Regions from separate parts of the Homo sapiens genome. Here region 1 is linked to region 2. A link is a loop called in an ENCODE intact Hi-C map of the cell type or tissue named here. Cell type or tissue: PC-3. All regions are shown on one strand. Links, peaks and the distances in the headings refer to the core of each region. The heading gives the core; the rest is flanking DNA. Region 1 holds the start of EGFLAM (EGF like, fibronectin type III and laminin G domains). Region 2 holds the start of EGFLAM-AS2 (EGFLAM antisense RNA 2).

Region 1 (16,143 bases), core at 4,057-12,056, 140 kb after region 2:
ATTTAATCTGATTAGAGACCTTTGGCATTCCTATAATTTGATATTTATATCTTTCTCCTGGTTTGAAAAGTTTTCTGCTATGATTTCTTTAAATAAGCTTTCTACCCCTTTGTTTTTCATCTACTCCCTCTTGAATGCCAATGACTCAAACATTTGCTGTTTCGACGCTATCCCATAAATACTGTAAGCTTTCTTCATTCTTTTTTCATTTTTTCTTTTTAATCCTCGCTGTATATTTTCAAATATCTTCAGGTTCACAGATTGTTTCTTCTGTTTAATAAACTTTGCTGTTGATATATTTTTCATTTTGTTCATTGTATTTTTCAGTTATAATATTTGATTTTTTAATATTTCTCTGTTAAATTTATCATTCTGGTCACTTATTCTTTTCTTCATTTCATTTAACTGTTTCTACGCATTTTATTGAAGTTCATTGAACTTCCTTAAAACAGCTACTTTGAATTTTTTGTCAGGAAGTTCATAGCGCTCCATCTCTTCAGGGCTAGTCACTGGCACCTTATTTTGTTCATCTGATGATGTCATGTTTCCCAAATTGTTCTTGATCATTTTGGTCATGTGTCAATGTCTGCACATTGATGAAGCAGATACTTATTCCAGTGTTCACAGTCTAGCTCTGTCTAGGAATGTCCTTCAATAGTAAGCCTATCTAGAGATTTTGGGCAGGTTGTCAGGGTGTGGTCCCCAAGACTGCAATTACTGCACACATTGCAGTGCGTGGGGGCCCTCTAAGCCCAGGTCTGTCACAGCCAGCACAGTGCCAAACTGAAGTCCCATGGCTGCTAAAGCTGTCACAGCACGGGCTAGAATCTCACGGCTGCTAAGGCTGCTGCAGTGCTGATGTGTAATCAAAGCCCATGGCCACTGAAGCTAGTACAGCACTGGGGCATGCCCAAAAGTCACACCTTCTGAGGCCTTCCTGTCACTAGGGATTATGTGGAGTCCAAAGCCTCTGTAGTTGGCCAGCAGTGATGCAGGCCAGAACTTGAGTCCATCTTGCAGGGGCTATGTGTTCCCATCTGGTGTAGGGATAGGTCTAGGGGCTATGTCTGTGGGTATCAGCCTGTCATCGGGCTGTGTAGGACTTCCCAGTGCTGGGTTTTACTGTGGTGAGCCCAGAATTAGAGTGCAAAGCAAACTCCTTTGCTTATTTCTCTTTCTTTCCCTCAAGTGTATGGTGTGTCTCTCCATGCTGTGCTGCCTATTGCTGGGGAAGGGGTGACATGGGTAATGTATAACTATCCTTCCTACCTTCTTCAATGTGTCTTTTCTTATTGTTATGCTATAACTAGATACAGTGGTCTCTAACCTGGTTTCTCTAGCTCTTGTGAAGTATTTTCATGCATGGATAGTTATTCAAATAGATGTTTATGCAGGGGAATGATTGCTGGAGAGTCCTATTCCACCATCTTATACCATCCTCCTCTTCTAAATCTTATTTTTTTAAATGTGTTTCAAAGTAAATTTCAGACATTGGTACATGTATCACTAATACTTCACCACTTCAAAACAATTTAGTTCATTTTTAACTGCTATTATAATGCAGGTTACTTTTAGGTTACACACAGACACAGACACAGACACACACACACACACACATACACACACCTCTCAAAAAGTCAACTGATGAATGTTTCAGTCAACTGGTTGCTTTCAATAGGACTTACCAGGAGTATTCATTTTTATCAGGCATGTTGGTTCTTAAAAAACAAAGAATGAAAAATCCTTTGCAAACACTCTAGCTTTTGGCTGCTTTGCTTTCAAGGGAATACAGAATTGATCTTCATAAGCAAGCCAGGGTCAGTACAATAAAATTGAAGAAGAATGTTGAAGAATTGGAGTACTGTTTTACTTATGATCTCACAGTTAGTTCTCATTATGGCAGACTGGTCTAGCTTTATCCTTTTCCCGCAACTTGACCTTTTCAATCATACCTCCGATGCCATTCCCACACAAGCCTCTCTTTCCTTTGGTTTTAAAGACAAATGGGGGAAGGAGGATTGTTGGACACTGGACTATTTTAACCCCTCCCCACCTACTACTTTTCAGTGTATGAGTAAATGGTATTGCCTTTGCTTCTTAGCCTCCAAAGACATTATAAAGCAAGTCTGAGGCAGCCCCATGCATTACTTCAAGCTCTACCTGTTCTCTAGGTATTGAACATGACATATTTCACAGCACAGACTCAATTAGAGTCTCCTTAAAACCCCACTATTCCAATAGCCTTTGGCAGCATGTAGGTGGGATTTAAATTATATATTGCTTCAAAGTGACTCCCTGGGGCATTCACTTCTCTGAATCATACTGAAATGTGGGTTTTCAAATGTCTGCATATGTTGTGCAAAAATGTTGGCACATGGAAGTGACACTTTTTCTGTATGAAATGAATTCAGAAGCTTGGAATAGGATCAAATTAATCACACAATGTGAAAATGTATTTGCCCCAAAGGAAGCCATTGTTTTCCATTCCATAACTGGCTGTGAAGGGCCAACCATGTGTAAGATAATCCATTAGGCAATGCAGGGGATACAAAAGTAGAGAAGTCATGGTGCTTTTCTTGAACAAGTTACAAATCTAACAGAAGACATGAGTCAAGTAGACAGATAACATAATATAAAGTAGAAAGGGAGAAGAGAGGAATGGCTTCTGGCTGGAAGAGTACACGAAGACTTCATAGAACTGGAGGTAACTGGGACATGCTTTGAAGCTTGTGTTTCCTTGGGTAGAGATAACGGAAGGATATTCCAAGGGGTCAGATCAACATGTGGATAACATTCAGCATTGGGAAAGTGAAGAGGAGGTCTATGGAATAGCAAATAATCTATCCTGGCTGGAATACAGGCATGTATTCAGTGAAGACAGGAAAGTGAGTTGGGGCTATATTGTGACAGATTTCAGAGGCCCAGCTTTAGAGTTTGGAAAGCAGTAGTGAGCCAGAAAAGAATATTAAATGCAACAGTGATAGGATTAGAACTTCATTTTGGGAAGACTATTCTGGTAGAGAGTACGGTTGAAGCAAAATGAAGGCGGAGAACACATCATAGAAATAGCATCTTTTACATTTATTCTCTTAATATCACAGTAAAAAAGTAGCTAAAGAAATTTTGATATTCTAACTGCAAATGATGTCTTTCAAGGTAGGGAGCCATGCAGCTGATGCCTGAAAAATCTATTACTACTATAGTGGCCTGATCCTTTCTTCTTGATTTTGTACAAAGTCCAAAACAAAGGTTGGGTGTTTTTATTAAACTCAAAACTGACTCCAACTCTTTCATCAATATCAATAACTTTATGACTAATATAAACACCAAAAGTCCTCATTTGAGGAAATAAACTCTAATAATTCATAATATGAAATTAAGGAAATGAAATTGTTCTCATTTCCACTTTCATGGATGCCTAAGCTCAATTATACATTTATGTCAATGTTGTCAATATTTGGGGTTACAATAAATATAGAAAAGTTAACATCTCTACCACTCTATAAACTCTATAGACCACAATGAATCTAATTAATATGCATTAACATTGGAATGCCCATTATGTACCAAATGTTTAGGTACTTTTGCAGGTATATCTTCCGTCATCATAGTTTCTCATTTATTTATCACACAAAACCTTTGTAGTAGGTATTATGAACCTTAAATTTCAGATGAAATATATAAGGCATAAAGAAACTACTCTATCTGGAATCAGACAGCAATAAATAAATTTTAAAGCTAGAATTCAAACCCAGGTCTGTCTGACTGGAGTCTTACTACAATTCCTTCAAGCTGAAGGGATGTGTATTATGGGTGTAGGTTGTGGCTAAGCTTGTCAATTACTTAAAAACAACTATCAAATGAATGCTTGTTGTTTTTTTTTTTCCAAACTAATGGTTTATTTAACTACACCAATTGGGAATTCCCAGAACATCAAAGAGATGTTTGAGAAACTAACAGAAATCCTGAGACTGGAATGATAAACCTTGAAATATGCCACATTGAAGGTCTAACAAATATCATTTGCTACTAAAAAGGATGGCTAAATTGTGGAGGGATGGAAAGCTTCAGAGTGTCATCTGGGTGGTCCTTGAGATCCCAAAAGGGTTTTCCATAGAAGACATCTGAAAAGATTTTGGGGATATCCTCCAGCTGCAACAGCTGCTTCTCAGTTGCAAACTGACCTGTAGTCATCCAGTATTTTGTAAAATAAGCCACTTTCCCCACATACCAACCAGTGAGGAGCATGACTGAAAGCTGTCCCAGGTTACTCTACAGAGTGTCCCATGACACGCATGGAGTCTTTCTAAGTGAAGCCTGGTTGAAGAGCGTGTCTTCTTGACTAGGTCCCTCCTGGCTGCAGAGCTAGACTCAAGCACATAGCAATGATCATGCTCTTATCCATTAGCTGCAGAAACACCGCTGGGTTGATGGGAAGCAACAAGGGCTAGAGGCTGGATGACCTAGGTTCATGTCCTGGCTATTTCCTTTTTGTTAAGTCATCAGCCCTGACTTCCTGGTAGGGCAAGGATTGCAAAGATCAAATGAGATCATTTTTAGAAGTGCTTTGAAAAGTGCAGTGTTTCAGGCCAGGCGCAGTGGCTCAGGCCTGTAATCCCAGCACTTTGGGAGGCCGAGGCGGGCGGATCATGAGGTCAGGAGATCGAGACTATCCTGGCTAACACAGTGAAACCCCGTCTCTACTAAAAATATAAAAAATTAGCTGGGCATGGTGGCGCGCACCTGTAGTCCCAGCTACTCGGGAGGCTGAGGCAGGAGAATGGCGTGAACCTGCGAGGCGGAGCTTGCAGTGAGCCGAGATTGCGCCACTGCACTCCAGCCTGGGCAACAGAGCAAGACTCCGTCTAAAAAAAAAAAAAAAAGAAAAGAAAAGTGGTTCAACCAACTGTATCAATTTGTTTTTGTTGAGATCAGCCCACAGCATCTTCATCTTCATCAAAGAAGGCTGTGGTGTCTAAAAAAAAGATTTTTTTATAATTTAAGAAGCAACCCTTACTGAATATTCTACCATGACTAGTCAGTCCTTTTTGTTATGGGACACAAACAGAAGGAGTTTCTAGTAAACTAGGGGTGGGAGGGACTAGAGTTCTAGTTGATATGCCTTAGAAACTCACTCTATTTAATCCACTGGGTAGTGAATTTTTGGTTGTTTTTGTTGTTGTTGTTGTTGCTGTTGATGCAGGGTCTCACTCCCATCGCCCAGGCTGGAGTGCAGTGGCAGGATCATGTTGCACTGCAGCCTCAACTTCCTGAGCTCAGGTGATCCTCCCACCTCAGCCTCCTGAGTAGCTGGGACTGTAAGTGTGCACATCACCACAACTGGCTAATTTTTTGTATTTTAGTAGAGATGCGGTTTCGCCATGTTGCCCAGGCTGGTCTCAAACTCCTGGGCTGAAGCGATCCACCCACCACCTCAGCCTCCCAATTACAGGTGTGAGACACTGAGCCTGGCCAACTTTTTTTAAAGGGATTAATTTTACCTTTTGTAAAATGTAGGAAATATATATAGTAACATATAGCACATATGCACTTACCCATATACATATTTTTGAACCTTACTGCAAACTGGCCTAAATCAATTTGACTGTTTAGTTTTTAGATTCCTTTTTAAAATTGTGGTGGCCTCCAGCAAGTAAAAGTAGATGGTAACTATTTGCTTTTCAACCAGGTTGTACACTACAACAAAAGCAAATTCCAAGTCAAATTCTGCCACGTATAAAATATCCATGGGAAAGAAGCCACGAAAATTATCATACAACCTGCTGCTGTAAATTTGGTGATGTTTCCTCTTGTCATTTCAGGAACTCCAAAGCACTGCATCAGAGACAATCTACCACATCTAGTTATTTTTCTTCCTGTGCACACTACTGAACGACATTTCCCAGAAACCGTATAGTTGGGTTAGGGCAACATGACCATATTCTGATTTGGCACAGAAAAATCTCTCACAAGACTTCTTTTTCTTTACCTCCCACCCTGGAGGTCCATTTTAAAGATGGTGGTATTATAAGATGGTGGGATTAAAGACAGAATGACTTGAGTCTTCAAGTCACCCTTTGGAGGAAGACAGCTGAGGTGGGCTTCCTAGAAAGGAACATCCACTTTGGACTTAGACTAAGTCCAAAAAATAAATTTTGTGTCAAGCCACCCAGATTTGGATTTATTACAATAGGTAATGCTAATTACCCTAATTAATACAAGCAACTGCTTGTATCTGCTGAGAGAGATACATCAATATTCTAATGGAAAAATCAACAAACCATCTTGCCGGGTGGGGCCAGGCAAATGAGTCTACTGTTGTGTGAGGGAAACACAGAAATGAATGGAGCTCTAGCTGTATTCAGCCACTCGAAAGTAGCTTGATTTCTGGAGTTGCTGGATTCTTACTCTTTGTCCACGTAAAAATAGAGGGACATGAATAATCTTTCTAGTTAATCACATATTTTCACCAATAAAAACATTGCATCTAACATCATTTATGCTAATTAATGAACCCTCTAGCGTGAATATCTGATAACATCATTCTAAGTATATTTGCTGCCACTTGGAACGTCATAGTAAAGTTCTTCAAATAATCACTAATCAGTCTGGATTCCTGCCTAAGACAGAGGTGAAGTTCCAAATATCTAACCACTGGCATGGCACAATCACCAAGAGATGAAAATAGCTGTAAATTCTTATGCCAGAGCGGTGCCTTCTAGCCTGGATTACTTCAAGTGTTAACTAAGCTCCCCCAGGGTAGAGATTAAAGTAATTCGTAGAGTCACTGTTTATATTGAAGTACTTAAAAAATAAATTACAGACAATATAACAGGTGCCTAATTCACAGCCATCACCCATTTTTTTATTTATCTGCTCACTCAAGAATTACAAGCAAAGGATCATGGGATCTATTCCTAACTGAAAGATTAGATCAATCAAATTAGCCATCTGTCTGTGGAAGGCTTTAAACTCAGGTTGTATTTAAGTATTATGTTTCCAAGTGCCCAGATGTTACAGAAAAGTGCCTGCTGATACAACTCGTTTTGCACAATGTAAGCCACTAAATGGCTAATATAAACTTATTGCAGCAAGAAAAATAAATAGCATTAACATTGCATTAAATCTGATTTGGGATTTTGGGTGCCCTGTCAGCAAACACAAGTGTTAAAATTTAAATTGCTCAAGACTTGCAGAGTCAGACAAGAAAGAATTGTCAAGTGTCTTTAGATAAGGGGGATACTGGAAATGAGATCAAAGCACTGGGATGTATATCCTTGCTCGGTGTGGTTGGTGAAAGTAATAATAATTACTATGACTATTGTTAGATCATATCCTCTCCTTAGGTAGCACTTCAGCTCTTTCAAAGCACTAGCCTGCTTTGGATAAGTGGGGGCTCTTTCCAGCTGAGGAAACATCAATAGGAAATGGACTGAGTGAGCCCGGTCTATTTTTCCATGTCCCTAGCAGTGATTCCTGATTTACTCCAATCAACTTATCAGTGAGCAAAACCTGGACCATTTCTGAGCTCTCTGGCTTTATGGAGACTTTCACTGACTCCCAGTAACATATCAGTTTGGATAATTCTGTTTTAGGAACAGCTGCTGCCCTACCACATCCTGCAAAACTTCCCCCAAGACAATTACCAGGCAAAAATCATCCTCATTTTCCAAACCAAAAATCAAGGCATGTGGTTGACCAGGGAGTCTTTCTAATTTGTTAATTCATTTGTCTGAAAAATGTTACAATTCAATACAAGTTACATCACATGTAACCATACCTTAATACCTATAGAAAAGAATAAAAGTACATAAAATCATAAATGTCTATGTTTATTACTTCTGATGCCTGGAAATATAGAAATTCTTTCAGGTTTTTCTTCCTTGTCCAGATTAAACAATCCCAATTTCTTAAATATTGCCTTCACATGTCAGTCTTTAATCCTTTTTAATGCCCTGCTACATGCATTACTGTATTGGATCTTCCCTGGAACATTTTATGGTAGGGTCTTTCTTTATCCTATTTTTACAGATCAGTAAACTGAGGATTATGGAGCATATATAACTGACCCACTGTCACCATGTAGCTGTAAAGTGTCAGAACTTGAACCCCAATGTGTGGAATATCAAAATATGTGCTCTTACCCAAGCCTTCCTGCTCCACCAGGAGAAACCAGCCTTGAAGGCTGAAAGAATAAGCTTGGGATTGGGGGTGAGGGAGGTAAGGGGGGAAAATGTTGGTTATATAGAGAACAGCGTGGCTTTTTGTTAACGCCATTGCAAGGTTTCCCTCTTTCACCGGTCAGCTTAGAGTCTAAGGACAGGGTTGTTCTGGTTAAATACAGATGCCCAGAGCAACATGTTGTCGTCAGCAGTCACAGCTGGGCGTGGAGGTATGAAGCAGTGAAGATCAGCATAACACAGAGTACCTGGGTCGAGGTACCAGGGAGAGGGAGGCAGTGGGAGAGTCCAAACTCTCTTTTGGCATGTCTCAAAGTGTGCATCAAGTCATCTGAGGTTCTTGTTTAAAAAGGCAGGTGCCTGGATTGCACTCTAAAAATTCAGATCCACTTAGTGCAGGAATTACTGCTGAGGGCGGAGACCCGCGCAGAGCCAGCTCTGGAATGTGCGCCCTCTGCTGGCAGAAATTTTATTTGACTCATCTAAGCCACTGCATGAGAACCCATGAGGGGTTCTGCAAGGAAGCAAAAGTACCCCCGCTCATTTCAGGAGGCTGAAGCTACACCCTGGGGTCCTTCCTCGAAGGCGAGGTCCACAATCAGTGAAATCAAAGATGAGTTTGGGGGATTTCCTCTAAAGGCTGCCATATCTCCTCACCTTTTCCCTTTTTCGATAACTGAAATAGCAGGTGCATCTCTAAGATGTGCAGCTTGACATGCAAAAACAAAGGCAAGGCACACGGGCCTTGAGCAACTCAAAAGATTTTCTGCTGCAATCAAGACATCACATCATTCAGTCAGCTGGGAAACACTACAGTCCGGCCTGCCAGGGTGTGAGGCAGGAGAACACGAGGTAGCCACAGGATAGCCCTGGGCAAGCTGGAGTCCCACCTCAGCCTCGGATGCTGAGTCTCAGTCTTCCAGAAATCTAGCCAAAATTACTAGACCACTTTTGGGCTGTAGTAAGCCATAAACAGATGGACTACTATTCCCCAAAGAATGCTAAGGTTATTAAAGCCCTCGGCTCTGGGTAAGAAGAACAAAAAGCACCACTCAGCTCCTTTCTGGCCAAGCCACTCTTCCCTGAGAAAGAATTCGGAAAAACAAGTCTTGCCTCACATTAAACTACACTTACTCCTGACCTTGACTCCTCTGTCTCTTTACCTCTCACAGAGAATTAATGGAAAGAGTGAGACTAACAAAGAGAGATGGAGTCAAAGAGAGAAGTGCTTCCTTATGAAGATTAGATAAGATGTTGAAACCAATAGGAGGGGAAGCACAGTGATGGAGTGAAGAATCAGAGGAAAACATTTCTGTCTGCCTGAATTGCGTGGGGCGCTAGGAGTTGGGTGCTGGGGATGAGTGTGCTAGGTCCCTAGCACCTAGCTTCTAGTGCCCCACGGCTTTTGTGAGCTAAAGATTTCCCTGATAAATGAGACAGCCTGAATCAGCACTGGGATATGGAGTACAGTGGACTGGAAAGGGGACAGGAAGGAACATACAGATGAGAGATCTCCCCCAATTGCCATGCTTTGGGAAGAGGGCTTGGATGAGAGCTATAAGTGAGGAACTAACCAGTCTCTTGTGAATTCCAGGTAGATCAAGGTGGCACTGGGGAAGTAGACCAGGATGACCCCTGATCCCTGGCCACTGCCCCTTAGCCATTCAGCCTCACACTAGCAGCAGCAGAATGCCTCTAGAGGTGCATGTATCTCTACCAGCAACCAACAAGATGTATTGCCCACAAGCTAACCCTTCTCTTCCAGCCTTTTGTTTTTGCTTCCTGACTTTCCTTACATCTTTATTTTAGTTTGATTATACCACTAGAGAAATACTGACAAAGTGGAAAGAAAAAGATGAGAGAGCTGCATCGTGCTAAGGATGATTATGGACACCCAGATACTCCAGGGAAAACCTTGAACTCTGAACGCTGACTTGACCTTCTTCGACTGACCCTGGGACCTCAGGCAAACTGGACAGGCAGGAGGAAAGGCAGGACCCATGTGCAGTTCTCCAGCCCCCCTAGTGCCAGAGAGTTAATAAATGTCAGGAGACTTGTCTAAATAAACAAAGAGCAACCCCAGGCTCTAAGCCTGGGAGCACCGGTCTTTAACCCCAGGAATCCTTCCCAGACATGCCACGGCTGTCAGCCCTAAGTCTGACTTCACTGACAGAACCTTGTAGAGAGACAAACGATCTATACCCTATCTACTGCATAGGAATGAGGAGGTCTTAATGGCACAGCCACTGTAGCTTGAGAGCTACAGCAAGCCTTCCAAGCTGGAGATCCCTTTGCCTCTGATGTACCACCTCCCACCACCAAGCATAAGAGTGCTTAGAAAATAAAGCCAAGATATCCATACAAAAGCAAATAAACCTTGACTTATATCTCACACCTCATACAAAATTAACTCAAAATGAATTATAGACCTAAATGTAAAACCTAAAAAACTTCTGCAATAAAACATAGGGAAACATCTTTGCAGCCACGGGTTAAGCTTTCAAAAAAACAGCACGAGCCATTTAAGAAAATGATAAATTAGACTTTATCAAAATGTAAATCTTCTACATTTTGAAAGACACCATTAAGAAAATAAAAAGACAAGCCACATACTAGAAGCCGAGATTTACAAAACACAGATCTCATAAAGGACTTGCATCCAGAACATACAAAAAACACTCAAAATTCAATCATAAGAAAATAAACATCCCAATGTTTTTTGTTTCTTTTTTTTGAGACAGAGTCTTCCTCTGTCACCCAGGGTGGAGTGCAGTGGTGCGATCTTGGCTCATGGTAACCTCCCTCTCTGAGGGTAAAGTGATTCTCGTGCCTCAGCCTCCCAAGTAGCTGAGACTACAGGCACGCGCCACCAAGCCCGGCTAATTTTTGTATTTTTTGTAGAGCTGGGGTTTTGCCATGTTGGCCAGGCTGGTCTCAAACGCCTGGCTTCAAGTGATCTGCCCACCTTGGCCTTCCAAAGTGCTGGGATTACAGGCATGGGCCACCATGCCCGGCAAACATCCCAAGTTTTAAAAATCAGCCAAACATTTAAACAAAGATTTCACCAAAGAAAAGATGGCAAATAAATAAATTTTTTAAATGTTCAATATAATTAGTCATTAGAGAAATGCAAACTAAAACTGTGATGACATACTATTACATGCTTATTAGAATAGAATCACTAAAACAAAACCAAAAAAAAACTCTACCAAGTGTTGTAGAGGATTAGGAGCAGCTAGAACATTCGTACATTGTATGAATGTAAGATGGTACAGCCACTTTGGAAAACAGTTTGGTGATTTCTTATCCAGCTCAACATATACCTGCCATGTGATGCAGTGATCCCACTCCTTCTGTTTATCAAGAGAAATGGAAACATATATCTTCCAAAGACTTCTACGTGCACGTGTCTAGGAACTTTATTCATAATAGCCTAAAACTGAAAACAACTTAAAAGTCCACCAACTAGCAAATGGTTAAACAAACTGGAATTCCATGGTCCATCCAACGCACCACTACTCAACAATAAGAAAGGAACAAACTTCCAATATATGCAAAAACATGGATGGATCTTAAAAGCATTATGCGACAGAGGGTGGACACAAAATATGACATTCTGGAAGAGGCAAAACTACAGGGATAGAAGTTAGATCAGTGATTACCAGGGGCTGGGAGGGAGTCATTTTTCTACAAAGGGACACAAGGTAATATTTAAGGATGATGGAAATGTTCTATATATTTCTATTCCGGCGGTGATTACATTACTGTGTATGTTTGTTAGGGCTCATCAAACTGTAGACTTGATGAAATTTATTGCATATAAATTATACCTCAATAAATCTGACTTTAAAATGATAATAAGGACAAGAGTTAGCAATATGCCTGCGGGAATTAAGTGACTTGTTGCATGCTGGTTCCCGCAGTTGTCTGGATTTCCCCTCCCTTCTTCCTGCCCCACCACAGAAGCACGGCAGTCCTCCCGCACTTTCTGGTGAGACTCAGGTGATGGGACCAGCACTAGGCTAGAGACCACTCAGGAGGGTGGGAGGTCCAGGTGCCAGTTCCAGTTCAGCTTCTGATGTTAACTGGGGCAAGTTACTGAGTCACCCTCAACCTCATTGCAAAATGAGGACTTTTCACTTCTTTCCAGGCCTATGATTCTAATTTGTAGTCTGAAAAGGAATGAAGGCTATCCAATGAGTGGTGTGTCCACACCGTGAAGGTCTGGGGAAAGGACAGGGCCCTAAACCCTCCCATTCTTCAGAGGCCCCTTTTTCTACCCTCAGGTACTGTAGTGGGCCCTCTGACCCTCACCAGCCTTAATCCCCAGGAGTTCAACAAGAGAAGCAAGTGGTTCATCATCACCCCATAAGGCCACACCCTGTGATTCTTATAAATGAGGCCAGTAGACAGTAGCTTCCAAAATTCTTTCAGTATCATATGCACTCTGTTGTCTTAGCAGGCATGGGCAGATCCCATTTACAAATGTTTAAGAGCAACGCAGGATCCCCACACAAAACAGCAGCCTCCACCTAGGCTCCAATATCTGACCCACGGGAGCTCCACTCTTCAGCCTCCAGGAAGACACCCTACAAGACATGCTACACACCTCTGCAAACACAGTGTTCTGAGCTCAGTTTCTGGTCCTGAATATCAGAGTTTAAATTTCCATTCCACCGCTTACTAGTTGTGTGACCTTGGATGAGATATTTAACCTCTCTAAGCCACAATTTCTCCTTCAGTAAAACAGTGATAATAATAGTCCCCATCTCCCAGGGCTATTGGGTTGATTAAATAAATCACTGTGCATCCAGTTCTTAGAACAGTGTAGCAAGCACTTAGTGTTAGTTATTATGATTTAATTTCACTTAATTTGAAAACTGTCATTTCTTGTAAGTCTTGGCAAATGCAGAGGTTTCTTTATTAATGTTCAATGTCAAAAGATGAGCTATCTTGGGGTGAAGAGAAAGGTTGCTTGTGTTGAACCCAAACTAGACTCAGACTTGAAGCTGCTACTCAGTTTTTTCTCACCAGAGGTAGGTGCGGATGGGGAATTTCCAGGTTGATTTTGAATCCAAGACTTCTCCAACAATGCTATACTTATCAAAAGTAGATTTAGGAGTATGAGGAGATAGGGAGGGTCATCCAAATAAGACAGAACCGCTCCAGTATGCCTGCACCGTGGCCACGATACCTTCAAAGTACTGTCTATGTACCAATTTCTGTTGAGGAAACAAGGTACAAAGAAACTCCCATATGGATACTAGCAGGATTTGCTAGTGTCTGGGGAAGATTATAAATTAGCTAGTTGCTGCTCACATCAGAGCCAAGCAGGGCACATTCAGTTTTTTAATCTGGACCAATTTTCCGGATCAAAAACTAGTCTTTCCAAGGGATGTAAATGAGCCCAGGAGGGAAATTTCCCCTGAAGTTATGAAGTAGCTGTCATTTTAATCTGAGAAGCTTTCCAACCTGAAAGCTAGTGTCTGGATAAAATTATAAAGTAATAAAAATAAAACTCTTCTAGGTTGAACCTAGTCTAAACACTTCTATCTCAAATTTGATGTAATTAATATGCCAAAGTATTTAAGAGGTGGTGTTTCCACTATCAAAACCCTATCTATGCTTCAAATAAAACCAAAGAGGCCAGCATGGCATATTCCTGGCATGAATATCAGAATGAGACCCTGAATGAACCAGGTAGAAAATCTTTTTAGGAGAAGAACTCCAAAAAATAAGAAGGAAAATATGATGACCCACATGAGCAGTTTTATACAACAGGTTTTTATAAAATGCTTTTTAAAAATTCCCCTTAAATGGATTAAAATATATCCTTTAAAAAGCATTGCATACACTGTTCATGCTTTAAAACTATAGATATAACTATGCTTTGTTTAAAAATTGTGACAATTAATAGATGATTTCATGTGAATAAATCTGCAAAATGCAATTGATCGTGATGTGGTTATCTTAAGGAGGAAAGTTAGAAAGAAGCCCTTCACTGAAATCCTTGAAGGTATATGTATGTGTGCGTGCAGGAAGAGAAACAATTTAATGTGATATTACCTTGGACTGAAGCTATTATCTCCAAAATGAATTGAAGAGCTCATAAATGGAGTGGCTCATAATTTAAATATGGTGTAGATTATGATAATGACCTTAGATTTCAAGGCAGGTAACAAGTGCTGGTAATAAGAGACACAGTGCAAAGACTGAGGACGCTTCCAGAGCCGAAATGCAACAAGTCATATTTCCAGATAGAGAGTTTCAATGCGAAAATATTTAAGCATTCACATGGGATCCCGCTAAGACGATTTTCTCTGCCCTCTGATAAATTTTCCTAGCTTTGCCTCTTTCTTACAGAAACGTTTGTGAAGACAAACTGCACTTTCTGTGAGGTTTTGCAGACTGCATTCAAATAAAAGTAATATTGTTTTCCATTGTTCATAAGATATAATTAATCCCATAAGACAACCTCCCTTACAAAGTAAGTTAAGACAAAACAGATTTTTCAGAATTCTAAATATGGTCCCAGCAAAAAGTAATAAAAATCGTTATTTGGGAAACAATGTTTAGAACTTCATTGTTCAGAATGTTCTACTTTGAATAATCTCACAGCATAGGCCAAATCAAAGTAGACCAAAATAAACGAAGACTTTTTACCTATATGCAGCTAGAGGAAACACACGTTATTATGGTTTCAAGTTCTCCCCCAATTCCCAGTCCCTTATAACAGGTTACAACGTACATTTCTTTGTTTAAATGCCAAAGCAAAGACAGGAGTTCAAAACACGGTAAAATTAACCCACTGGGTGCTTCCTTCTGAACAAATGGCCCCAGAGTGGAAGAGGATGCTAAGAGCAGAGTCCACATCCCTGCACAACGCGTGGGCAGGACCCGAGATGGGCAGAGGGGGCTCCAGGCAACCCTTCAGACACTTAACAGGAAATGGCTGGGCTCTGGACAATATGAATTGAGTAAAATGTTTGGAGACGCAGGAGGGGCTGGTTTGACTCCTCTGCATGGTTGCCATCCTCTGTAATTGAGACAGCACGATCGCTGTCCCAACTGTCAGCTCTCTGCGGTCAAACACGGGGACCACCACCTCTATCTACTATGTCTGGAAAATTGATCATTCTTTTAATAAATAAATATCCCTAGCGCCGCCCGGGCTCGGGGGAGGGCGAGGTTTGCGTCTTTTCTCAGCTCCTGGCAGAGCTGAAGCGAGTTAAGCAGACGTTGGTCGGGGAGAGGGAGGCGGTGCGCTGCCCGCTCTGTGTCCTCGCCCCGGAGCCCAGCAGGGGCGCTCGGGGCGTGGTGGCTCTGGGCGGAGGAGCGCATTACCTGGTTTTCGGATGGCCGCTCGGAGCGACACCGCGCCGGGTCCGAGGCTGGAAGCCAGGAGCAGGAGCCGGAGCAAGACGCCTCGGATTAAATCCATTTCGCAGCCGGCGCCTGCAAAGTTTCACCAAGTCCCGGGCGCACACGGAAAGGGCGTCTCCGGGGGCGCGTGGGGGACGCGGCCCCAACGGATCCCCGGGCCGGGGCGAGGAGGTGGGGGGCTGCGAGGGCTGGGCCCGGAAACACGGGTAGTTCCAAGAGGTAGGACTGCAGCCGGGAGGTCGGCGTGCGCGAGTGAAGCCGGCTGCAAGCTGCAGGGCTTTTCGCGGGGGCGGGGGCGACGAAGGAGGCCGACTGGGAGGGAAGGGCTGGCCGCGGGAGGGAGGGAGGCTCGACCGGCCCGGGGATGAAATTACAATCGAGTGGAAGTGAGAGGGACAGGCCCTGAAACCTTCACTCCTCGCCCACCTCGGAAGCAGACAGCCCGCCCCTCACCCTCTCTAGCGACCCCCAGCGCAGCCCTTCCCCGCTGGTGACCTAGATTGGGGACCTGGGAGGGACCGACTTCAAGCACTGGAGACGCAGGGCAGGAGTTAGGCGACTGCGGGTCCAGGACCCTCCG
Region 2 (16,143 bases), core at 4,555-12,554:
CCGTGGACGTCACTTCCAGGTCAACAGCTCCCTTCAGAGTCAGTCTGTTCAGAGTCATGTTTATGAATATCAAGTGCTGTTGAAATCAATACAGGGAAGAACTAGGCACCTCTTCCTGGGGACGATCTCCGTCTAGTTATCTTTCATCTGCCCATAGGACCTTTCCATGCAGGGCCTTTGTTAACCTGATTTTTTCTGCAACTTAGAAAATCATGGGCATTTGGGTACTGTGCTCGCTACCTGCATGACGGGATCTGTACCCCAAGCCTCAGCATCATTCACTATTCCCACATAGCAAATCTGCACATGTACCCCCTGTATTTAAAATCAAAGTTGACATTAGGCCAGGCATGGTGAGTTACGTCTGTAATCCCAGCACTTTGGAAGGCGAAGGCGGGCGGATCACCTGAGGTTAGGAGTTCGAGACCAGCCTGACCAACATGGTGAAACCCCGTTTCTACTAAAAACACAAAGATTAGCTGCACATGGTGGTGGGTGCCTATAGTCACAGCTGCTCCAGAGGCTGAGGCAGCAGAATTGTTTGAACCCAGGAGGTGGAGGTTACAGTGAGCCAAGATCAAGCCACTGCCTGGGCAACAGAGTGAAACTCTGTCTCAAAAATAAATAAAAATAAAAAAATAAAAGTTTAAATTTTAAAAAGCTGGGCACAGTGGCTCACATCTGTAATCCCAGCACTTTGGGAGGCCGAGGCAGGTGGATCACTTGAGCTCAGGAGTTCGATACCATCCTGGCCAACATGGTGAAACCCTGTCTCTACTAAAAATACAAAAGTTAACTGAGCACGATGGCAGATGCTTGTAATCCTAGCTACTCAGGAGGATGAGGCAGGAGAATCACTTGAACCCAGGAGGTGGAGGTTGAAGTGAGCCCAGATTGCACCACTGCACTCCAGCCTTGGCAACAGAGACTCTGTCTCAAAAAAAAAAAAAAAAAAAAAGAAATTAATGAAAGGTAGTAGCTAATCCGCATTCCCGTTTTCTTTTCTTTTCTTTTGAGAAAGAGTCTCGCTCTGTTGCCCAGGCTGGAGTCCAGTGGTGTGATCTCTGCTCACTGCAACCTCCGCCTCCCAGGTTCAAGCGATTCTCCCACCTCAGCCTCCTGAGTAGCTGGGACTACAGGCGCATGCCACCACACCCGGCTAATTTTTGTATTTTTAGTAGAGACGTGGTTTCGCCATGTTGGCCAGGATGGTCTCGATCTCCTGACCTCGTGATCCGCCCACCTTGGCCTCCCAAAATCCTGGGATTACAGGTGTGAGCCACTGCAACCAGCTCCCATTTTCTTTTGACTGGAAGTACATGATCACTTCTGCTCGGAAGCAATTTAGCCTTCTTTGTTTCTGAAAAGGACAGGACCCATAAGAAAAGTAAAGGAAAAATCATAAGAAAGAGAAAAAGAAAAGAAAATGATGGGCAACTAAGGACCTCCTTCTTGTTTTCAGCAATTGCCAAATGCTTACAGTGAATTCAAGCTACAGTGAATAGAATGCAAGTCACTGTGTTTCCAGGGATTTCTCTGGGGACTTTCCAAACTCTCAAATAATAAAGCTCAGTGATATTCATAAAATATAAAAATCCAGGTCTTCAGGCTCATTTTGGCAAGCTGGCCAGCCCTGCCATCTGTGCTTAGCTGTACCTCAATACAGGCGAGGTCCACAGGAGGCTCAGCAGTGAGGTGAGACAGAGGAGGGGTGTCCTCAGATGGCTGCATTATTCTTGTTTTTATCCCAACCTCCCTATGGCCCAGGAGTGCCCATGGTCACTATGCCTAACAGGTGGAATCTTGGACCTTTCTGGTCCACTTCCAAATAGCCACCATGCCTCTTCCACATGGATCCTGAGACTGCCGGTGGGGAAGGAGTCGTAGCCGGCATTTTCCTTACTAGGATTTGCATTAACTGCAGCCACTTCTCAGGCCCTCCCTTTGTCTCGAGATCCTCAGTGAAGTGAGATGCAGTCAAGAGGCATTGCAAAACAGGCTTACCCTGAAGAGGATAGCAGATTCACTCAGCAGGAGTTACATAGTTGGAGAGCTGCTACCAGCTAACAACTGCCAGTGCTACTGAGAGTCTATCCGATCCTCCAAGTGCTAGGACCCTACAAGGTGAAAACCACCGCCCAAGATCCTGGTGGCTAACACCAAACTTCTGTGAATCAAATCATTTAGTAAAGCATGGGGGCCCATTTTCTAGCCCAAGTGGGATGCTCAGAAGCCTTCTTCAACTTAACCAAAAACACTTTTATGCTGAAGGTAATTTAAGAAGACAATAATGGCTGATGCTTATTGAGTACTTGCTCTGGGTCAGACGCTGCTCTAAGCGCTTTTATGAATTAACTCATTTAACCCTCACAACAGCCCCATGAGGAAAGGCAGGCTTGGAGAGGTTGCGCCACATGCTGAAGGTCAGGCAGCAGGGGGTTGGTGCCATTAGGATGTCAGCCAGTGCGCCACGGAGAAGGACAAGGCTGGTGCCCGTTGGTTGTTCACAAAGAGGTGCAGTGCACACCTCCACAAGACTCATTAAAATCTTCACCCTTCGACAAAACTCTGCCCCCCAGGAAGACCACACATAAGCTAAAGGTGGCTTCCAAAGTGTGTTGGGGGAGAAACGATGAGGGCAGTGGAGGCAAGCCAAAGAGTTCCCAGCACAGCCCAGAGGAAGATGAGGATGGTAAGCCCATAGGAGGTTGGAGGCTCCTCTCAGTCCACACCTGTCAGCCACATTTGCCAAAGGGAGATGAGAAGGCCCCAGCCTTCTTCCCATCACATCCACTAGAGCTCCAGAGAAAAGAAACTGTATTCCTTTGGCTCACTCTGCATCCTCAGGATTGACAGGAGTGCCAGGTACCCTCCTCAAGAAACATTCAGCAGCACCTACAGCACCAGTTACATCCAACAGTACCTCCAGCACCAGGTACATTCAACAGCACCTCCAGTGCCAGGTACATTCAACAGCACCTCCAGAGCCAGGTACATTCAACAGCACCTGCAGTGCCAGGTACATTCAACAGCACCTGCAGCATCAGGTATGTTCAACAGCATCCCCAGGACCAGGTACACTCTACAACACCTCCAGAGCCAGTTACACTGTAGGTGCTGCTGAATGAATGAATGATTTCCAAAACCCAAGTTTTATAGGTTATCCTGCAATCCCAGTACACCAGTATTTGGTAAACTGGTTCATACTCATTTTATACAAACCATTCTTTCATCTACTAGAACCTATCCTGTATATATTTTTTCATACTATAAAAAGGCAAATATAATGTAAGATAATGTAACAAAAAAAGAGTGTGAGGCTTTTGGCAGGAATTACCTGAACTGCAGGGAGCGTCGGATGATAGCCAGGGACATGAAATCCCCCCTCCCGTGTTCGTTCTCCCCACAGTAGAGCAGTAAGCCATCCTCTGCCTCCGCCTGTGATTATACAAACAAAAGCCACATGAACAGTAAGCACCTCCCCTTCCTTAAGGCACCACCTGGAAAGACACAAATGTGAAACTTGAGCATTTTCTCCTCCACGATCCTATCTACAAAGGGTCAAGCATGTGGGCTCCAATTCACTCCCAGATACCTGGTCCCAGTTCATTTTCAATAAACAAATGGCAGTGATATAAACTGAGGGGTAGCAGTGAGGCGAGAGCAAGGTGACCCCATCTTTGACCCGCTCTTTACTTGTCCTTTGTGGATGCACCTGCAGAGCCTCAGAAAACCAAATGTACAAAGACCACGGTCACAGTGAGGACATTGCTGGTGTACATCCAATTCTATTTTCACTTTGTTCTTTCTATTTCCCTCCCCCTGGGGAGGCATGCACATTTGCTTCTTTCCTTCTATCAGGAGAACAGGATGGTAAGAATAGCTCAGCCAAAAGCTGTGCTGGTGGTCTTAGACTAAGACAGGTCATTTCTTGAAGACTCAACACTGTGGCCATGACTTCAAATGAGACTTCTTTCCAGACCTCCAGACCTTTTTGTATCATTGGAGATACCCAAAAGAATCAGTTTAAGCTGAGGTCACTGACTGAATTCTTATCTGCAGTTGATTCAAATCAGAGAACCTCCACTGGGCCCTCACGAAGCAAGGCTTGCGTAAAGAAAAGTTTTCTATTTGTTCAGTGACAGCTATCACAATGAAGACAGAGAATTGGGCTCTCTTTTTAAACAATTTTGGAACGGGGAATGCATTGTTTCTTCTCAATCCTGGCCTGGGAGAAATCACTATTGTGAACAACATTGCTCGGACCCCAACATTCTCACTTGCAATCTTCATGCCAGCTACTCTATAGTTCAGTAATATACAAACCCACCGTCTCCTCACTGTCACACTTGAATGTTGTGAATGTACTCTTCATTCCTATTGTCTCATGAGCTGGTTTAGAGACAGGCTCTGTGTCATATTTACCTTTCGTCGCTCTCCCTGCTGCCCCGCTTCCTCTCCCCCAGCCTTTGAATGTAGCACATTGCTGTGTTAAAGTGTCCAAAAAGCACTCATCAAACAACACATCCCTCTTACCCTAAATTCAAGAGTAATTTGAAATGCCTGATAAGAATTCTTCAGAGGTTCAAACGTTACATAGGAGTGGCCAAAGAACTGAGGATACTGGATAACAATATCTGAAGAAGAAAAAAGACAACACAAAAGAATGCTATTTCCTCACTTCTTCAAAAGCAAAAATCAATATACAACGTTGCCTGAATATCATTAAGTGAGAACCCTCACTAATCTATTCAACTTCGCTATCTTCTTTTCTATACTTTTTATACCTACAACTCTCATTCTTGGAGACTTTGAGCTTCTGAAATTCTTAGGAAGAAGCTGCATTTTTGGAGACCGGCACTGGCTTTCCTAAGAAGAAACCAATGGCATTAGGGCCACTGTCACTTGCCCTCAGCTATACAGGCCTTTGTGTAATATAAGTTGGCCCAGTTGTTATCCTTCTTAACCCTCATGCATAAGCTTTAACTGCGTATTTTGGTAGAGATGTGATTATAGTAAAACCTACCTCTCTAAGATAGTATCAGGATGATTTATTGATTGCTTTAAAGGGACTACACATTTGGCACACATAGAAATAGGGCTGCTGTCTACTTAGAAGCAATGAAAGTTGCCTCACAATTTGCCTTGTATAGTTAATTTAATGACCAATATGTGGACGAAGGTACTTATCTTGGAGAAGGGACTAGAAGGAACTATGTTTGGACCACAAAACTGCCCTCTGGCTGTCAATGGTGCCAATTCATCACCACTTCTTCCTCTCCCCCAAGGGCCTACCTTCTGAGCAGCTCTCACCACCTTTGCCCAGGGTGCACTGGCATCGCGAGCCCCCCCAGGTGTAGTCATTGACACAGAAGCTGTCAGCAGAGCAGAGAGTTTCATCACAAGGCATGTCAAAGAGCCTTGACATTATGGCCACACCATTCTTCCCCTTTCTCTGTATGGGAATGGGCTGGGGAGCCACCGTGGTCACAGGGAGAGATGCTGAGGTAGGGGGGATGAGCCTAGAAATGGTCTTTGGGTTAGATATAGACATCTTCTTGCTTTCCACCAAAAATTTCTTATTCCCTCCTTTGGTAGCAGGAAGTGGTTTAACCTAAAGCCAGAGAAGGAAAGGGGTTCAAGATGAACACAGAGCATGGCAATTGGACTGTTTTATTTATAGTTGTTGCCTAGTACTTGAAAACATGGTCACTTCCAAAAACCCTAGGATGGAGATGGGGAAGACAGCACTGACTCTAATTTATGGACAAAGAGCTTGATGGTCAGGGACTTATAGTGCTTTTCCTTGTATTACTCAGAAAATCAGCAGTAAAACTGATATTACATTATTTATTCTTATTACAATATGATGAAGATGCATGACTTTGTCAAGGAATTGTTCATTTCCTTATAATACTTGATTTTCTGAAATTTCCCTTGGTGGGAAATAGAAATATGTTTTTGCCAGATTGTGAAGTCCGCAGGCAGGAGCTGCCTATGGAACATCAGGATGGCTAGTACTTCCCTACTACTGATTTATCAGCACCTGGAGACTGATCATCAGACAAAACAAATCAGTGTTAAAAGCAAATGGGCACATTTAAGTTTTAAGTAAAATGTTTATGGTCCATTGGCTAAATTGTCTTGTTCGGCAAGAAAACACAAACACCCTGGGTTTTAAGAGCAGAGATTATTGTTACCTCCTCAAAGGAAATATCCAAATCTAAGTCGTCTTCAAATCCTTCATCATCCTCACCAGCTCCCATGTCGGTGATATAACGGGGTCCATAGCGGCCACTTCCCGCCTCCTCAGGGCCTTCACAAAGAAAAGCAGCACACCCTTCATCAGCACAGGCCTTCTTTGCACTATTGTCTAGCCTAACTCAGCCACAGGCAGAGCTGTACCGAATGGAACGCAGTGTATTGGAAACATAACAATGAATTCAACACAGAAAAGGAAGCGTCAATGACCAAAAGATATAAAAAAAGTTTCCTCTCATAAGTTACTAAGGAATTTCCAACTGAAACCAGAAAGAGCTTCCATTTTATACTGACAAGACTGGCAAAAATGTCAATCAGATAATAAAAATATTACTAAGGACGGGATCAATGAGGACTCATATGGTACTTGTATAAACTGGTCCAGTCACTTTGTGAAATACTTGGAAATATTTCATAAAGTAGATGTTTGTTCATACCTAGCAATCCCATCCCAACTTACAAAAGCTGGAGAAACTCCTGTACCTGTGTACCAAAAGGCGTGTTCAAAACAGGTTCATAGCATCAGAATTTGTAATAGTAAAAAATACTCCAAATATGCTATTTATAAGAACAAACAACATCCCAAATGTCCATCAACAAAGAATGACTAAATTATTTATAGTATATCTATAGAATGGAGTACCATATAGTAGGGGAAAGGAATGAATCATCATTTAATATATCAACATGGCTTAATCTCACATGACTTCATACAAAAAAAATGCAAGTTGCAAAAGAATGCATCTAGTTTGATGACATTAATATAAAAGACAACAGCAAACAAAACAATATATTACTTAGGGATACATATATATGTAATTTAAACTCTTTAAAAAAGCAGGACAAACACATAAATACCCAAGGGAAGATAGAAAAGGGATGTGAATGAGGTGTGATTCACAGGGGCCTTTGAGAGTATTCCATCATATTCTGTTTCTTAAGGTAAGTGCTGGGTACCTGTAAATATTCATATTTTTTATATGTTGTATATATACATATATATACTTTTGAAGTACAAAGTATTTCACTAAAAGGTCTTTAAAACAAAAAAGGGAGATTATAGTAAACACTCCCACAACCAAAAAAAGGGGGCCCTATAAGGTATCTTGGGGGTCATCCATTTCATCCATCTTAGCAGGACAACTAAATCTTTCAGAACTGAAAGGTGGGTGAGAAAACCTCTCAGACGTCAATACAGAGCATCATCTTTTGGGGAACATTCAGTTGGCATTTTTATTCAACTGTCATCCGCAGAATCCACTGATCCACAGCGCTCTGATTTAGGTTGCACATGGGAAACACTCCACCAGGAGGTGGCAGCCTTTTAAAGAGCGGCTCCAGGGCACCTGCATGTCCTCACAGTGGATTTGGGCCAGCACAGGTATTAACTTGCTGCCCTCTCTCAACTGAAAAAGCCAGGCACCAGCCTTTAGGGCAGTAACAACTTTGGCAACAGAAACTGGCTTTGGTAGGATGCTGCCACTCATTAGTTATTAGACATCCAGTGTTTGGATGCCTAGTGGAAAAGAAAAAGGAAAAATAACATAAAAAGCATAAAAAACATAAACTAAACTTAAAGACATTTTGCTTTCAGAATAAGCTAAGTCATGCACCATTCTCAGGAAGACAAACTCACCCTCCTACATTGTCTGTCCAGGCTGCTACAACAAAAGTACCATAAACTGATGGCTTGTAAACCACAAACATTTATTTTTCACAGTTCTGCAGGCTGTGAAGTCCCAGATCAAAGGGCTGGCAGTATCTGATGAGGGCACAGATGGTGCCTTCTCACTGCATCTTCACATGGTGGAAAGGGCAAACCAGCCCCTTTGGGCCTCTTTAATAAGGGCACTGATCCCATTCACAAGGACTCCACCCTTATGATCTAAGTACCTCCCAAAGGCCCCTCCTTGGGGGTTAGGATTTCAACATATGAATTTGAGGGAGACATAAACATTCCGACCATAGCACTCCTCCAAACAGAATAGCAATCAGATTGAAAATGGAGTGGAAGGAAATGGCAGAAAGTCATTTTTGTCAGGGGGCGTGCTGTTGACCAGAAATCAATCTCCTCCCAGACCAGACGAGAGAAGTGCAGTCAGCAGATGATGCAGATGACCCAGAGACAGGGTGGAGTGAGCTGTTCTCAGGGGTTCGGGCACTTCTTGGTGGAGGTGGGATAACAAAGGGGAGGCGGTGTTCTCATCCCTTCCACACCAATTCCCCAGTTTTATTTAAAGTAGTCCACCTGTCAACTGAAAATTCAACCTGTCGATGCCAGATTTATACCTGGATGCATGTTCTCTCAAGCCACCTGCATGCAGCGTATCTGTGTGCCAGATGTCTTCACACAAAAGGCCCTTGAGGACAGCTCCTTCCTCTTGTCTCTATCTTTGTACAGCAAGCAGTCCCCCTTATCTGTATTTTTGCTTTCTGCAATTTCATTTACCCTCGATCAACCACAGTCCAAAAATATTAAATGGGAAATTCCAGAAATAAACAATTCATAAGTTCTGAGTAGCACGATGAAATAGCACACTGCCCTGCTCCATCCTGCCTGGGATATGAATCATCCCTCTGTCTGGCATATCCGTGCTCCATATGCTCCCTGCCCCATGGTCTGCAGCCGTCTCAGTTGTCAGATTCACTGTCATGGTATCGAAGTGCTTATGTTCCAGTAACCATTATCTGACTTCATAATGGCCCCACAGTGCAAGAGCAGTGATTCTGGGATTCAGATATGCCAAAGAGAAGCCATGAAGTGCATCTTTTAAATTAAAAGGTGAAAGTTCTCAACTGAATTAAGGAAAGAAAAAAATCATATGCTGAGGTTGCTAAGATCTATGGCAAGAATGAATCTTCTATCTGTGAAACTGTGAAGAAGGAAAATGAAATTTATGCTAGTTCTGCTGCATATATAGGGTTCAGTATTATCTGCAGTTTCAGGTATCCACTGGGAATCTTGGAACACATCCCCTGCGGAGAGGGAACTACTGTATCTATCTCTCTCGGCCCCTCTCTCTCTTTCTCTTTCTCCCCTCTGTCCTTTCCCTCACTCTTCATTTCTATCTCTGCCTCTCTCACATATTCAGAATTGTTAGATTCCAGAAGAAGAAATCCATTTGGTAGTAAAAGAATTATACAGCACATACATAAAGCAAGCTGGCTTTTGTCTTCAGTAGTTTGGTCTCTCTCCTTCCAGGCTGTTCTTCCTTGCCCTGTGCACCTTATTAACACATTCTCAACAAGGTTAAGATTCTCTTCATCTTTATCCTATGATTTCCTATCTGAAAAATCACCTTCAGTGACTCTCCACTGCCTACAACATAAATTCTAGGCTTCTTGGTCAAGAATTCAAGGTTCTCAATTAAAACAGCTCCTTTTTTCCTCCTTCTTCCCCCATCACCATGATTTATTGAATTCTACTCCATCTCCTCTTCTTATCAGGTACTATTGGGTGCTTAACATGATATATTTCTAAACTTTTCAATAATCTTACAAGGTAAGTATGACTAATCCATTTTATACATAAGAAAACTGAGTTAAGAGTAGTTAAGTAATTTACCTAAAATTGAAGACTTTATAACTGGCTGAGCTAAACTCAAATCCAAGGTCTGTCTGGTGACTGCTCTCCTAATCGCCTATTGCAGAAGAAGCCACTGTGGAGGTAGAAAGATCCTAGAATTTGAGAAAATTACCATATGTTGATCATTCTTAGTGTGCCAGGAGCTTTTCATACATCGCTTAAGTTAATCCTCACAAAATACTATAAAATTGGTGTTATTACTTCCATTTTACCAAGTGGAGATATAGACACAGAGAGATTAAATAACTTGCTCAAGGCAGACAGATGGGGAATGGCAGGGCTAGATTTTATCCTTGGTCTCTCTTTTGACTACATCATGCTACTTAATCTGAATCCTAATTATGTTTTCAGGTTTTTGTTGTTTTTTAAAAAATACTCTTTAAAAGCTATATAATAGCCAAACTGGCCTGCCAGTTGTCTCCTGAATGCATCTTGTATTTTCTTACCCTAGGATTTTGGTTAATGCTTTTTCCCATTGTCATCTTTTTCCCACTCCTATCTCCTTACACACAGCCTACCTATTCTCCCAGAGGGCATGCATTCTATGGAGACAGAGCTGAATGTGTGCCATCAGAAGACCAAAATCAAGCGACATTTTAAAAAGAAAACAGACTCTTCTGGGAAAAATGGTGACTCCACAAAGTAAGAAGCCACCAAGACTTGTAGGACATTCCTTCATCTTCTCCTGGATGGGGCAACCCAGCCATGGATATATGCCTCCAATCAGCATAAATGCCCATTGCTTGATAAAGTCAACACACGTGTAAGATGGTATGTAGATCTTCTGGGCTCCTGGCCTTAGACTCTTGCCCTTGTGTTTACCAACTCGATTGTAAATCCTTTGAGGGCAGAAACCATATTTTAGATTTCTTCATATCCTTTCCCTTCCTCCATGTCACTAACACTTCATGTACTCAACAAAGGTCAACACCTTTGAGAGGAGTGACAGGAGACACTCCCACAGTGCTGAACTATGTCCTGCCCTTGCTCAACATGGTGGGACTCTGCCTCCCAATCCAAAGACCCCGAAAACTGCCACCAATCCTGTCCTTTTCCCCCAAATGAAGCTAGAAGTAAGAATGGAAAGAGATCTAAACACCATCCAGCCCAATCTTGTCATTTCACAAGCATGGAAACCGAGGCCACAGAAAAGAATTGACTTAAAATCAAGATCATGCATCCCATTAGAGGAAGCTCTAACTCTAGAATCAGATAATATGACTCTAGTTCAATGTCCATAAGACTCTATTGCACAATTTTTTTTGGCATCAAGTATCTAAAGATAGTTCAGTCAGAAGAACCTGGAACCTAGAGAAGCCAAGGGTTAGAGTGTAGGTGGCTGAGATCTCTTACTGCCCCTCCATCTGCTCTAGGAAATTCTGTTTCTTGAAGGGAACTCCTCAGAGAAAAGGACCACAAGCAAATTGCTGCTGCTACAAAATGATACCATAATGAGAATGGAAATAATCCTGGATTCTCTGCTCATTTCGACAAGTAAAATAAGGCACATATTTTTCAATGGATAATGTTCTTTGGTCTCTGTAAAAATTGTTTCCGTTTTGACACTTTTTGTAACCTATTTCTTTGAAACCTGAGTTCACTCAGTTTGGGGAAACATAGGGTACGGAAGAAGAAGGGGAAAAGGAATATGGAATCACAAGGATTTAGAGTCAAAGTAATTTTAACTTTCATAGAGAGACCGCAGGGATCAGCTAACACAACAAGCCCATTTTACAGAGGAGTCAACTAAGGCTCAAAGAATCCATGAGACTCGCCCAGAGAAGCAGCTCATTAGTGGCAGAGTTGATCTAGAATTCTGGGCTCCTGCTGCTGCAACCCAGTCCTCTTTGCAGCATCCCAAACTCCCTCTCTCATAATAATCCAGGATAATAGTCATTTCCCATTTTTAATAAGAAGGAAATGAGCACAGAGAGAACCAGTCACAGCATGATGGAAGAAACCTGGAACTAAAGCCTCACTACTTCTCTTTCCTGACTGCCCCGCCACCTCAGATCCCAAATCCACAGCTTACAGGAAGTTTTTACCAATGTTATTTCTAAGTGAGCACAGAATGTACGGTCCAAGCCAGTGATAAGAATTCTCCCTGTAGCCTGGGGTTATTGTAATTAAAGTGCATAACTTATCTCTTTCTACTTGGTACTTTGTTAATTAGGAAAAGAGAACATTAAAAAGGAGACATTTATTAGAACCAGAATAATCAAACCACTAGTTCAGGGGTTATTAAAAAAAGTTAATAAACAAAACACAAATTTTTGTTAATAGATAAAAGGGTGACTTTTATTTTATAAAAAAACCTGTGCTTTGTTTTAATAAAGGCATCACAGGTTTTCTATAAATAATGAGTTTCTCAGCTATATCAACATGATGTAGTTGGAAATATCGGTAGTCATACAATCCAAATAATTGGGAGAAGGACATAAATGGCTTGGGTGACCTTGAGCAGGCCACTTCATCTCTCTGGGTCTTGTGTTTTCCAATAAAATAAGGAGTAGGATTAGACTTGATGACCTTGAAAACCTTTCCAGCACTAACATTCTGTGATCCTAAAAGTCACCCTTTTAATTTAGACATATTGCAGGTATCTGTCACATCAAGCAAGGTTTGAAGAAGAAACAACTGGAGAATTTTACTTATGTGGATGAAAAAGCAAACAGAAGTTAGTCCAGCATGGAAGTCACATGCTTTGGGATTGTAGCATTGTGTTCTCCTGTAGGAGGTGATCCATTGTCATTTATCGGAATCCATCTTCACTCAAAAGGAGCAGGTTGTATTTTGAGTCCCTTCTCTTAATGTCTTTTAGCAACAACAAGGGAGGAACACTTATTCCCTACTCTTGAAGTTCCAGTCATGAGAATAGAGTCTCCCGAAGTACTGCTGGATTCTTGTCCAACCGCTTTCCCTGCCTACAGAGGTGGGGACAGTGACTTGGCTGCTAAGTGGAAGCAGTAGGTCCACATTTCTGAAGGAGGGAAGCTAATCTATCAAAGGACCTTGGGGGCCGGGTGCAGTGGCTCACACCTGTAACCCTAGCACTTTGGGAGGCCAAAGTGGGTGGATCGCTTGAGCTCAGGAATTTGAGACCAGCTTGCACAACATAGCGAAAACCCATATCTAACAAAAATACAAAAATTAGCCAGGCATAGTGGCATGTGTCTGTGATCCCACCTACTCAGGAGGCTGAGATGGCAGGATCGCTTGAGCCTGGGAGGCGGAGGTTGCAGTGAGCTGGGACAGTGCCTCTGCACTCCAGCCTGGGTGACAGAGTAAGACTCCATCTCAAAAAAAAAAAAAAAAAACGAAAACAAAAATAAAAAAGAACCTGGGGAGGGAGGAGGAATTCGATTTGGAATGAATTAATTCAGTTCTTCCTACCTTCCCTCTCCACCTAGCATAGTGGAAAACAGTAGCCTGGGTAGGTGTGACTCCTGTGCAAACCCAAACTTTCCCTCAAGTGGGCTCTCCCATAGTCTGGACTGGACAGAAGGGAGTTTGCAAGCTCACTTTGGCTCTTAGAATGAGCTACGTCTTCTGACCCAGCCTTTTTAGAAATAAGAATGGCATTTGATTCATCTGCTTCATCTTCATCCTTATCATCTTCCTCTGCTGACTGTGTTGTTTTATTTTTCAATTGATTTCAAAAGTGGGCCAAAAAAAGTGCTATTAATTGTGTCTCTTCAAAACCCTAATACCCACCAGAATAAGAATGGTTCTCTCCATGAGGCTGTAAGCCACAGACAGAAACTGGGTCATCTCTTTCAGTGCAAATGTTCAAGAATTGGTTGGTTAGACGGAATAATGTCAGGTCAGACCTGTGACTTGAGTCCCTTCAAAGTCTTCCCAAGATCCTAAGTGACTTGGCCCTGCAAGCTTGAGCCTCATCTCTCACCAATGTATTCCTTCTCACCGTGCTCCAGCTGTGCTGGCTCTTCTTTCAATGTTTTGGATGAACCATCCTTTCCTCTGACTCAAGGCCTTTGCAAATGCTGTTCTCTATGCTTAGAAATCTTATCCCTCACTGCCCATCCCTTTACCTTTTTAATTCTTTTATATTTCTGTGCAAAATCACTTTCTTAGGGATGTCTTCCCTGTATCCCAGACAAGGTATGTTCTCATAGCTCTCCTCTTTAGTGGCATTATGAGTTTGTAATTTTATGCTTATTTATGTGATGATTTCATAAATGTAATTCTCCCACCAGACTGTAAAATCCTTGAGGAAATCAACACTATCTATTTTGGTTTCTGTTGTACCACCCAAACCTCACTCAGTCCTGACACATTTTAGAAACTTACAGAATGTATGGAAAATAGAAACAGTGAACTTTTGGAGTAGTTTAGCCATAATAAAAATATATGACAGCAGCATTCATCTAGGTTCTTAACAGCAAAAGTTCAGGCCCAAGGGGAGCCACACCTTTCCAGGATCTTAAGGATGTCATTCTGCAGAGTGTTCCTGGAAAACAATCCACACCCAGAGCCCCTCTGGAGTTGATGTTCCCAGTGGCTCTTCTGCATTAAGTCACTTTGGCTTGGGTTATACGCTTTAAGTAAAGTCAGTCCTGCTACCCTGGCCAAAAAAATGACTGAACCAGGATCTATGCCTGATCTTATAATGACCACATTCCGACCAGCCATCTCTGAGGGTCCTTGATGTGACAATCTGTGCTTCACATTGGAAGATAAGGTAGATATTTTAACCTCAGCTCCCTCCTCTCTCACCTGCTTCTGCTGTAGATATTACAGAAGCTAAATACTGGATTTTTAAGTCCCCTTTGCTCATGGGGTGGGGGTAGGGAGAGTCAAATGACAGTTTGGGTCACTAAGATGCATGTGGACACCTGTTGGAACCTCCCAGCTTTCTACATTTGCTTAGGCAGTGAAGGTGCTTGTGATAGCTGGAGCTGCAGCAGCTAATGCATTCCTAATTGAAACATGGTGAGCAAACAGCTCAGGTAGACCCTATCTTAGAAAATATTGAATCTGATGCTGGACGTGGTAGCTTACACCTGTGATCCCAGCACTTTGGGAAGTTGAGGTGGGAAGATTGCTTGAGCCCTGGAGTTCAAGACCAGCCTGGGCAACATAGCAACACTTCATCTCTATAAAAATAAAGATAAAAATTTTAATTAAAAAAAATTGCAACTGAGTACTTGCTGTGTGAGTGAGTCACAAGAGCGACTGGGTGACTTACCTAGTAGCTGGGTTCTGCATGAAGAAGGCCTGCTCAACACCAGCCAGCACAGGAACTCAGGGACTGCAAAGATGTGGATGGCTTCTCTTGCTCTCCCTTTCCCCCAAATAATCTGCTGGAACCAGTCCCTTCAAATCTGAATGAGTCTAATGAATGCAGTGGTTTGACTGGTGGGGAAAAGTAGCTCTAAGTACTGGCCATAGGCAGATATGTTGTTCTTTTATGCTCAGCACGTTTCATGAAACTCTTATTTGACCACAGCTTAAGAATGGCACCTCAGGCATCCAGTGACTTCCAGAGGCCTCACCTCAAAGCTTCTCAGATGCCTTTATCTTTATGCACATCCACACAGCAGAAGCGCAAATGGTGCATAACCCCTGTGGGGTGTTGCCTTTTGAAGTACATAAGCCAGTCAACCAAACACATGCCACTGTGTCTTTCTCTCTCGGAGTCTCCCTTTCTAAAGATAACGGGGCCGTGGAAAGTCAAGCAGATGGCCAGAGACCAAGGTGTTATGCACCTGCTTCTCTGCCACCTGCTGATGGAGGAGATACATAGGCAAAGCATAATGGGAGAAGCGGCTGTGAACACAGCAGGAAAACCCAAGGCCATCTTTCCATCATGGTGTGTGAGAAATTTCAGGCTTGGAGCCTCTGTAAGTTTAGAGAATAATGAATAATAATTTCCTGGCAACCTTCTGTGGCAATACTTCAGGACTGGAGGTGGGGTGCGCAGTGTAAAATTCAGACAGGTGATTAAAACATTTCTAAACATCTGAAATGGTGGCTGACATTAAAATTCAGTGCTATGTACACAGCAGGCACCCAATACGTATTTGTTAGATGAGTGAGTGAGTAAATGAGTGAGTGAATGTTTTCTATACGAGCCAAATCTTGCAGGGTGCTCTGCACATGGTAAATGCAAAATAAATGTTAGTTGAAAGACCCCAGTTATAATCTGATACGATCTATGTATCTAGTCAGTCATTTTCACTGGAAGTTTGGTAGTTTGGTAGCAATTGTAAACTGACTGTTAATGGGAGAAAACTATTACCCATAGCATCAGAAGGATATGGCTTTTGAAAGGA

What was found. Peaks named below come from ENCODE experiments on the same cell type or tissue, not always from the same donor. Only the 100,000 strongest peaks of a DNase experiment are listed, where the experiment ranks them.
Region 1: a loop joins it to region 2, with 16 times the contacts of the local background. A loop is called at or near these places in 4 of 110 quality-filtered maps.

What each region holds. Positions count from the first base shown.
Region 1 is chr5:38,258,233-38,274,375 of GRCh38, reverse strand. It overlaps EGFLAM (EGF like, fibronectin type III and laminin G domains), which reads right to left and starts at 15,817. Exons shown (of 22, transcript NM_152403.4): 1 at 15,525-15,817. The coding sequence starts at 15,621. It overlaps LOC124900966 (a long non-coding RNA gene), which reads left to right and starts at 15,710. Exons shown (of 2, transcript XR_007058739.1): 1 at 15,710-15,782. In PC-3, for the core only: CTCF peaks have their summits at 8,446 and 8,645 (motif pointing left); a DNase peak (open chromatin) is centred at 8,635; H3K27me3 peaks cover 4,923 bases.
Region 2 is chr5:38,396,299-38,412,441 of GRCh38, reverse strand. EGFLAM (EGF like, fibronectin type III and laminin G domains) reads right to left here. Exons shown (of 22, transcript NM_152403.4): 7 at 6,201-6,316; 8 at 5,296-5,614; 9 at 4,537-4,637; 10 at 3,338-3,438. It overlaps EGFLAM-AS2 (EGFLAM antisense RNA 2), which reads left to right and starts at 8,971. Exons shown (of 3, transcript NR_102750.1): 1 at 8,971-9,043; 2 at 10,361-10,618; 3 at 12,436-12,628. In PC-3, for the core only: a CTCF peak has its summit at 7,557 (motif pointing right); no DNase peak of the experiment used is centred there; H3K27me3 peaks cover 3,908 bases.